Regions from separate parts of the Homo sapiens genome. Here region 1 is linked to region 2. The links are chromatin contacts, found by Hi-C or POLR2A ChIA-PET in ENCODE. All regions are on one chromosome and are shown on one strand. The core of a region is the stretch at or near the end of the contact, and the rest is flanking DNA. Distances in the headings are between cores, read along the strand shown. Region 1 has its middle 120 kb from the start of CDH19. Region 2 has its middle 79 kb from the start of CDH19.

The links. Hi-C counts contacts between places; a loop is a spot of excess contacts on that map. ChIA-PET counts read pairs that join two places held with the same protein, here RNA polymerase II (POLR2A). Pooled maps may share reads with other maps.
Region 1: a map of heart right ventricle shows a loop between it and region 2 (3-fold over the local background). The contact joins two enhancer-like sites. A Hi-C loop is called at or near these places in 5 of 168 maps with a recorded cell type or tissue (Right ventricle myocardium inferior, dorsolateral prefrontal cortex, heart left ventricle and 2 more) and 4 of 50 pooled maps. POLR2A ChIA-PET finds 5 or more read pairs at or near these places in 1 of 52 experiments (activated CD4-positive, alpha-beta T cell).

What each region holds. Positions count from the first base shown.
Region 1 is chr18:66,722,120-66,727,415 of GRCh38, reverse strand. No RefSeq gene overlaps it. Among named protein-coding and RNA genes, the nearest start is that of CDH19, 120 kb to the right of the region's middle. Within about 2 kb of position 2,540, at least 4 of the 41 ENCODE cell types and tissues checked have a DNase peak (open chromatin) inside an H3K27ac peak, as active enhancers do.
Region 2 is chr18:66,680,624-66,685,900 of GRCh38, reverse strand. No RefSeq gene overlaps it. Among named protein-coding and RNA genes, the nearest start is that of CDH19, 79 kb to the right of the region's middle. Within about 2 kb of position 2,785, at least 5 of the 41 ENCODE cell types and tissues checked have a DNase peak (open chromatin) inside an H3K27ac peak, as active enhancers do.

The DNA.
Region 1 (5,296 bases), core at 1,291-3,790, 42 kb before region 2:
AGACCAGCCTGGCCAAAATGGTGAAATCCCGTCTCTACTAAAAATACAAAAATTAGCCTGGCGTGGTGGTGCTCGACTGTATTCCCAGCTACTTAGGAGGCTGAGGCATGAGAATCACTTGAATCCGGGAGGCAGAGGTTGCAGTGAGCCAAGATTGCACCCTGCTCTCCAGCCCAGAAGGTAGAGTGAAACTGTGTCTCATAAAAAAAAAAAAAAGTGTTCGAAGTGATGGATATGTTAATTACCCTGATTTGATCATTGCACAATGTATCCATGTATTGAAACATAACATAGTCCACCAATAATATGTACAATTATCATCTGTCAATTACAAACAAAAATAAATATTATTTTAAAAGCACACAGTGAAATATTTTCATATACAACTCACTGAAAAAAACATAATGGTCAAGATTTATCAAATCTTAACTTGTGGGAGAGTTTGTGCTAAGTGAAATTACCATCTCTAGTTGTTAGATGAAATGAGTGAGGCTTTGGTTAAATGAGTTGAGGTCACAGGGCCTGCAAGACAATGCATGTTAAAGCTTAGTCTATTCGATTTCAAGATCATGCATTTCATTTATTTGCAAGTGTCACCCTATTATTTTCTGCCATTCTGTTTATAATGGTTTATACCAACTGAGCATATCAGAAATATATACTGTAATCCAAAATAAACTTCTTTAAGTTTCATCTTGCAGCTTTTCCCCAATTTTGTGAATGTATGATTCAGGATTTTGGGTGCGTTCCATGAGTTTTGCACACTAGTTTGATCAGCCACAGATAACCTGTGAGCTATGTGTGTAGCTATAATCCGTGTGCTGTGTATGCATTTGATTCATTTACCTGCAGTGGCCAGGCATCAGTCAAACTGTGACCAATCTATTGTCCTCATCAAGGCATGGGAGCCTTTGCCCTTCATTTGCCTTCTCTGATTCCTCCATTGCCTGCTTTTGCTGTGAAAAGACAGCTAGATTAGAGCAGGGCCCTGCCTTCCAGGGACTCACATCTAGTAGGAAAGAAAAGGCAAAGGCATAAGTTGATGAGTGAATTTTAAAATGTAGTAGAATCATATAGTACATGTTCTGGGAGTGTTTCAATGCCACCCTCCTCTCCACCATCATGTCCTTGCTTTGGAGATCTTATAAGCATTTGACACAGTGTTCTACTTTCCCTTAGATTTTCCTATTTCTCTTTCTGGCTGCAGACCCTACAGCACAGGCTACTCACAAGATACTCCTGCACTGCTCAGGTAATATTTCCAACAACCTGTGGGGCCCTCTCTCCTGAGTCACAAGTGCCTTTATGTTATTAGGTTTCTCCTATAAACCACCATCCTAAAATAAATACATAAATAAAATGCTATGGTAAGATAAATTAATTAAACTAAACTAGCATAGTATGTATTTATCTGGCACCTTTGCTTTGGTAAGCTGGCTGGAAGGGTTTAACCAACTCTCCTCTACCCACCCAGAGAAAATGGCTCAGGATCTGTCACAGAGCTCTGGGAATCAGATATGTGAACAAGCACTATGAGCCTTCCAGTGCACCAGCTGGCATGATCCCACCCTGGAGGAGGGCCTCAGCTACCCCATTTATCTTATAAGTAGCAAAGCAATGTTTAAGTTTTATTTGTTTGTTTATTCATTTATTTATTTATTTATTTAGAGACAGTGTCTCACTCTGTGGTCCAGGCTGAGTGCAGTGGCATGATCACGGCTCACTGCAGCCTCAAACCCCTGGGCTCAAGCAAGCCTCCTGCCTCAGCCTCCCAAATAGCTGAGACTACAAGCATGTGCCACATGCCTAGAACAGTTATTATTATGATTATTTGTAGAGATTGGGTCTTTCTATGTTGCCCAGGCTGGTGTCAAACTCCTAGACACAAGCAATTCTCCCACCTCAGTTTCCCAAAGTGCTGGGATTATAGGCGTGAGCCATTATGCCCAACCACAATGCTACAGTTTCTTATTATGCCTTAAAACATACACTTTTATTAAACCTGTTTGTGTGGAGAAATATTGTACTAGAGGTGACTTTCAGTGCTTCCTACCAGTTAGACATGGTTAATTCTCTCTTCTATGTTCCTCATAAAAAGCCCTGTGCATATACCATTTATGCCTTTTACAAAAACATATTAAAATGTGAATTGACCTGAGTTTCTTTCATTTAGAAAGTAGGCAATCTGACCGCAAGAGCTAGTTTCATTTGTCCTTGCAGTTTTTATAGCAAAGCCTATGCCTGTCATATATCAGATAGACAAGAGACTTGAACTGTTTTGGGAATGAATGTATCAGAAATCACTCTGTCTTAGTGGTATTTCAGAGAGTACTCTTGATTTTACATTTTCACTGTGACTTCTGAACAATATATTCAAGATCTGTAATAACTCTGTGTTTCCTTGAGAAAAATTTGATTGTAGAACAGTCAAGTTCTACAATAAACAGCTGTTCAAAAAGGCAAATATCTGCGCTTAGGGACTAAGCTGCTCATGGAGTCAGTACTTGTGGTTTGTTTGCAAAGCCGCCTACCTTTGGCATGGTTTCTTGTATTTCCACTTCATTTCTGACTGGGGTGTGGCAACATGAACTTTCTCCTCTTATTGATTCCTAGCAGTTCACAATTCTACCACAAAGCGTGATCTTGTTTTACAATATGTCTTTGTTCAGCTTGCAAAATTCAGGACAGTACATTCTGAAATTCACTATCATTGATATAAACATAGCTTCATCCACAAGAGATATGAGCGTATGCTCTGTTCTCTGTCTTCTGAAGTTTGATTTCTTTCTCATCTGGTTCTTAATGTCATTGCTAATGTTCCTCATTTGGGAATAAATAGGAAGAATTGTAGTGACATTATAATGTGTTGTACAAGACTTTGTATACCTCATATGGGTAATGCTTTTGGAGGCTAGAGGGAAGACTTTTAAAGGATGATATTTGTATTGTCATATTTTTAAAATAAAGTCTCAGAATAAAATGATTTTGCAAAGATGCCTTCTTCATAAAGATTCTGATAAGCAATTGACAGTATAACCTGAGACTGAGAAGAAAATAGTGAATAGAATGTAAAAAAATAACTAGAGTTATTCTTTAATAACCAACCATAGCCAACTTTTTCTAATTAGTTGTGGAGCTTTTTAAAGTATATAGCAGAGATATAATGGCTTTCTACGTCCATTTAATTTTGCAGTTTTGATGTAGTAAAAGATTCTCCCAGAGTCTAAGGAAGCTTTCTGGACCCCTCTCTACTACTAACCTACTTCCCAATCCCTGTTAGAGTTCCACTTTTCCAGAAACCCACGATTACAAGTGTAAGTGCTCTCAGAACATGGCTCTCAGTTTTCTCCCACTTACACTTTCCTTTCAGACTAGAACCCTTCCTATCCCAAAGACTGAAGCAAATGCAACCTACATGCCATCTAAAGCATCAACTTCAGTTACCGTTGATGTAGCTAAAATAGCAAAAGATTTCTTAGAGGAGACAGTCTTTCTTTCTCAGATTTAAATCAGAAAGGGCCCTTTCTGCATGCTAATATTTCACATCTTGGACAGACTGAAAGATCAGCCCTCCAAAGCCAATGAATGCAGTTGTTCATATTGAACAAGCATAGCTTGTAGACTATAATAATCACACACATTTATTTGTCTCAAACTTTACTTTCAACCTAACTTAGTGGAGGAAACATTCATTCTGTCCTGAATGAAATTTCTGCAGGCCCTGAGACTTTTCTGCTCAGCGTAAGATAAAAGACAGGTCAGACATATTCCCCCTTTAGTGTCTCTATTCTTTGGTATGTCTGAATATTTGCTGAATTAAAAAAAAATGATATTTTAAAAGGATTGAAGCCAGGTGCAGTGGTTCATGCTTACCATCCCAGCATTTTGGAAGGCTGAAGTGGATGGATCACTTGAGCTCAGGAGTTCGAGACCAGCCTGGCCAACATGGTGAAACCCCCGTCTCCACTAACAGCACACAAAAAATTAGCTTGACATGGTGTTGGACTCCTGTAATCCCAGCTACTCAAGAGGCTGAGGCAGGAGGATCCCTTGAACCTGGGAGGGGGAGGTTGCAGTCAGCCTGGGTGACAGAACAAGACTCTGTATCAAAAGGAAAAAAAAAAAAAGGATATTGAGACCCACATAAAATAGTACTATTTTCATTTGTGTTTAATTTTTGTTGAAAGTTCAGACGACTTGCTGCTGCTCCTTTTAACTGATTTATGTTATTAAAAAATTGTTGACCCTTGGAGAAATATACTGTTATTTACATCTGATATTTATATGTAGAGGTAAATTTTCTGTAGAAGAGAATCTAGCAAGGATTCTAGGCAGGATTGGCTAGAGAAGAAGGTGAAAAAACCAACACGTATACATCTAAACAATTGGGCCATTCTATCTCCCTCAAATTTTGCTGATATCAAATAGAATGAAGACAGGAAATTGCCCACTAAATGTGGCAACATGGAAGTCAATGTCAGAACGTTCTGACAAATGATAAAGGAAACAATTGTGGTTTATTTCTTGAATAATGTTTTAGAAAAATGAGAACTGTTTTGATTCACTGCAGAACTGGAGAGCTTGGCCGTAGATAGGCAGGGCCGTTATTCCATTCTAACAAGTGGAAAACCATGGTTTCCGGGTACAGTTAGAGTAAGAGATTTAATGGTATCAAGATGAACCATTCCATTTGTTTGCTTCTTTTTCCCTGTTGAAATAAATCAAGGCCATTTCTTACAGGTATGCAATGAAGAAGTTGTACTGGTAATGTAAAGAGAATACTCACTACCACAGTCCTTTCTGAAATTGGGAGAATGCTTTGACTAGAGAAAATTAGCAGGCTTGTTTACCCTGCTGAGTTGCAGTGGTAAATTTCGGTTGATATAAGTCAGAATGGTTGGCATTCAACCTTAAACTGCTCAGAAACAGACATCAAGTAAGTAGAATTAGCATTCAAGGAAACCGTGACAGAGTGGGGGAGAAGGGTGTTGAAGGTGTGTGTAAAAGAATAAATATTTTTTAGAAGCCTCAAAATCCTAGATGAACCATGAGGAATGTGGAGACATGAGGGAGATGGTCAGTGAGTAGTTGAGAGTCTCAATGGATTGGAGGTCCTTGTTGGAGCAAATAATTTCTAGAAATGTGCCCCTTGAATGAATGTTAGCATTCCATTTTAATTATCTATTGATGTTTTAGCTATGGCTGTTTGCATTTTTTCAATATTGCTCTAGAGATTACATTGTGCCTTTTCAACATATTAGTCTGCTTAAAGTTACCATTATACTACTTCACATAA
Region 2 (5,277 bases), core at 1,536-4,035:
TGGGCGTGGGCATGGGCGCCTGTAATCCCAATGACTTGGGAGGCTGAGGCAGGAGAATTGCTTGAACCCGGGAGGCAGAGGTTGTAGTGAGCTGTGATTTCACCACTGCACTCCAGCTTGGCGAGAGAGCAAGACTCTGTCTCAAAAATAACAATAATAATAAAAATAAATAGATTTTTAAAAATCTTGTAAAATTTAACTACAGTTAGACCATTTTGGTTAATTGTAAATTTAAATTTCTTGGAAACTAATAAAATTACAATTATATCATACTTTATTTAAAAAGCATTTGGCATTTAATTTAGAATATACACACATTTGTAAAATATGTGAATTAGTTACATAAATATATATATATAAATAATGATATCCCTACAGTTATACAATAAAATAACAAAGTAAAAATTACTCACATTTTATTTCATTTCTCAAAATTGGTTATGATATGTGAATTTTATCATTCACATAATCCTGTAGAAGAGAGTTATAAAATCTAACTATTTAAACTAGACAAAATATACTAATCGTATTATTATGAGAAAATATAATTATATGGAAATATTGATATTTGAAAGATGAAATAATAATTCTTATACTTAATAATAAATACTTAATAATTATTTTCACTTAAAAAATTGAATTTCTACTCCAAATGCAAAATACATTTCTTATTATGGAAAAGTATTTTCTTTCATTTATGGATTATGTACAGAAATTATAATAGCATTCAAGGGGAATCTTTCATCTTTCTGCTATCATAGACCCAACTAGAAAAGCATTGAATAGACAAATACAAACAACAACAAAAGAGACAAAATGTTTTTTAAAACTATCAGAATGAGACAGTGAGAAAGCAATGCATAGCATTCAGTCTCAACTACTTACTCATTGTGCACATATCTTAGAGCTGTCCATTCCAATTGCCCATGAGCTTCTCAACAAATGCAGTAGCTCTACTATTTATTATACCTCTACAGTGCAGAAATCTCTTTTTTAAGCCAACAAATTTGCCATGTTATTGAAAACATAATTCTTTTAAAAAGAACAAATTAGGCAAAGCATTCAACTCTCACCAAATTTTTTCTGCCTCTTCTGTTGTAATATTTTTCACTTAAGTGTAGGTATAATATTAGTATTTAGATTCTACATGTAAATTTAAAACCAACATGTAATAGTACTGGAAAGAATCCAAAATTTGTACTAAATAAGCACAGCAAATCACAGTGTTTAAGTAGAGGGGACAGGTAATTTGTCATTTAATATTTAGTGAATCCCCATTATATTATATAGAATACAAGTGTATGCATATGTGTACATATACACAAATATATATCACAAATTATATGATAAAAATTTGACGTCAAGACTTTACATAAATAACACAAATCAACATATAATTATAGTGAGGAAGTTGGGGAAGAGAAAAGTGGACATTGTGACAATAAATGAAGAAAATGTAGGTATATGTATATAATCAAGAATAAATGTAAAGTTCTGAGACTATATTTTGTTCCATCCACTGATTAGAACAAAGCTATTTTTATGGTTTAATACACGTAATTACAACACATATTCAATGACTATCATAATTTATTCTAATTTTTTTAACTTTTATATCATTTTATTTTTTTGAGACAGGGTCTCACTCTGTCACCCAGGCTGGATTACAGTGGTGCAATCTTGGCTCACTGCAACCTTGACTTCAATGCCTCAAATGATCCTCCATCTCAGCCTTCCAAGTAGCTGAGATTACAGGTGCATGCCACCATAACCAGCTAATTTTTTATTTATATTTATTTTGTAGAAAAGTGGTTTTGCCATGTTGCCCAGGCTGGTCTCAAACTCCTGAGTTCAAAGGATCCACCCACCTCAGCCTCACAAAGAGCTAGGATTACAGGTGAGAGCCACTATGCCCAGCTTAAATATTTTTTTAAAGACATCACAGAATCACTTAATGATCCATGCATTCCATCCTAAGTTACCATTTAGTGGCTCAGATCTGTGATTTGCATACCCAATATCACAAAAATTTTAGATGAAAAACTGCCATAGCCACTGAGCAAGTTATTGAGAAGTTTAACTTCTGTATTCTATTTGAACAATACGGTTTGCTCCTTTCCTGTGTGCAGTTCCCTAGAAGAGTTCATTTTTATTTGAAAAAATATGATTTTTTAAAGGAAGCCAAATACAGCTTCCAAAGAGGTAGAGCAAATATTAAGGGAGTTTAGCTACTTTCAGTGAGATTTTTAGAGGTATTTGCAAGGGGTATTTGGCAAAACACCCAGTATGTGTGATCAAGAAAGTGGAAAGAACTAAATAGGAGACAGACCTATTAAATGAAGAATTTTCTGAATGACCTACGTAGACACATTGTAGCATCCTAAAAATGAGTTAAGTTGTTGGGTTTTATAATACTTTTTATGACTGATTTTCATGCTTTGATAAACAAAAAACTAAAAACCTGAGTGCATAGTTATGTTTGGATTTTGAAAGTGGAATTCCACACAGTTGGGTTTAATATCATAATAACATGAAAATTAAATTGAACCTCATCAATAGTATCATTGCTCTGTGATGAAATGCACATCCTTAATTACACTTGCTGTGGGCTATGCTTTACACTTGCAAAACAAGTGCCACAAATCTATTTCTATGGCTGCATTGTTTTGAGCCTTAGTTTCTGTGCTCACACTGATAACGGTGCTGTCTGAGAACAGGAAGTCCTCTTCCTCTGCTGCTGCCTGGAATTGCTCTAATTTGTTCTGGTAATGGGCGCCAGATGTCAGAGTATAAAAAGAAGCTGGAACAGGCAAAAAGATTGCCACTCTGACCTTCTATTGAATTCCAAAGCTCTTGCCCTTTTTTGTCTTCTGTGAAAATCAAATATTCACAAACATGTAGAACGAAACGGGGCAAACAGCTTCCCTTCTGTGGAAGCCGTCACAGCAAAAGAGAGATGGCTGCTTGGCACTTCCCTGGAATGAGGACATCTGCTACTGTTCTCTAAGCTGTGTTTTGATGGGGGGAAGGCAGAAAGAAAGAGAAAGGAGGAAAGAAAAGAACCTGTAACCTCCACATTCACAGAGTCATCTTCTTTGTAATGACTGCTACTGCTTCAAAATTGCTTTCCCCCCAACTGGGTATTTGGCATCTTCCTTTAGTAAAGATGAAGAATAGGTGTGAGGTTTTGTTTTTCTCTTTTATTTTTTTTTTTCTGTAACTACAGGGCTAAAAATGTATTTGCTTGTATAATGCATTCTAATTTATTGCATTTGTCACTTCATTTGTCTTGTTAAAATAGGTTTAAATTTGAAAAATATGCTCAGAGTAAACCAAAGTGAATATAGTCAGATGTCTGCTGCTATTGATAAGAACACAAACTGGTGATAAAGTCTATCAACTAGTACAGGATTTTCATGTCTGTGCATTTAAATTTCATTTTTATTAACTGATTTCCTACAGGATCACAGGGTTCTGGGCAACTGTTTTTCTATTTGTAATGACATTTATATTCGAAAAATTTTTAAGTGATTATGTTTTCTTGGTTCTGTTTCTAAGTGGTATAGTTGCAGCAGGCATATTTATCTTATTTTGTAAAGGTACAGTCCCAGGAAAGAAATAGCATCTTTACTAAGAAAATAAATGTTTTTTGTTCTTCTCAGGAAAAGTAAGAAATTGTAGAGAACAGGAATTAGCTATTTATTTTGTTTACCAACTCTTTGCCATCCAAGAAGCATAGAATAAAATTTGAACATGTAGATAAAGATATAAAATTATTTTATAGTTGTAGTTATTCACTATTTGCCTCACATGCTGAGAATGATAAAATTTAAGGTCAGTAGGAAACTTAAGGTTTTCTCAAGGATCACTGTCCGTAAAATACACAAGTCCCACTGCACACTTGTTTGTAATTAGGGTAATCACAGCTGTGGGATTTTTTTGTTTGGTTGATTTTTGTTTTGTTTTATAACGATATTAATATTTTTTTTTAAAGTAGTTTTAGGATCCCAAAAAAATGAATGGGAAGTAAAGGGAATTCCTATAAAAGTCCCTAACCTACACACACACACACACACACACACACACACACACACACACTCCATTATTAATATCCCCACCAGAGTGGTACATTTGTTACAATTGATGAACCTACATTGACACATCATAATCACCCAGTCTATAGCTGATGCTCACACTCTTGGTACTGTATGTTCTACTGGTCGGGAAAAGTATGTAATGTCATGTACCCACCACTGTAGTATCATACAGAACTGTTTAATTGCCCTGAATATCCTCTTCTTTGTGTCTATTCACTTCTCTCTGTCTCCTAACCCCTGGCAACTGAGGATCTTCCTACTGTCTTCATAGTTTTGCTTTTTCCAGAATGTCTTATTGTTGGAATCGTAATGTATAGCCTTTTGAAATTGTCTTCTTTTACTTACTAATATGCATTCAAGATTTCTCCACCCCTTTTCATGACTTGATTGCTCATTTCTTTCAAGTGCTGAATATTCCATTTTCTGGATGTACCACAGTTTATGTATCCATTCACCAATTGAAGGATATCTTGGATGCATCCATGTTTTGATAATTATGAATAAAACTGCTGTAAACATCCATGTGCAGGGATTTGTGTGGAAATAATTTTTCAACTCCTTTCAATAAATACCAAGAAATACAATTGGCTGGATGGTATAGCTATGTTTAGTTTTGTAAGAAACCACCAAACTGTCTTCCAAATTGTCTGTACCATTCTGCACTCCTATCAGCAGTGAATGGGAGTTCCAGCTTCCCCATGTGCTTGCCAGCATGTGGTGTTGTCAGTGTTCTGCATTTAGGCCATTCTAACAGGTGTATGGTGAAATTGCATAGATGTTTTAATTTGCATTTACCTGATGATATATGATATATAATTTATCTTTTCATATGCTTATTTGCATCTATATAGCTTTTTTGTTGAGGTTTCTGTTGAGGTCTTGGTCCATTTTTTTGTTTATATTGTTGAGTTTTAATAGTTCTTTGCATATTTAAAATAACTAATCTTTATATGTGTTTTGAAAGTATTTTTCCCAGGACTCAGTTTGTTTCTTTTTACAATTTCTTTTCCAAAATGTCAGAAGACTCAAGTGTGTCTTACATTTTCCTAAGATTTTAAATATTTTTGTAAGGTGATTTTATTTTCGTTCTGTACTGATTTCTTCTATTTGGAATTTCCTTGAGAATGACAAATATTCAAGAAATAAGCTCTAAATAAAGACATTGGAAACTTCCAGAAAA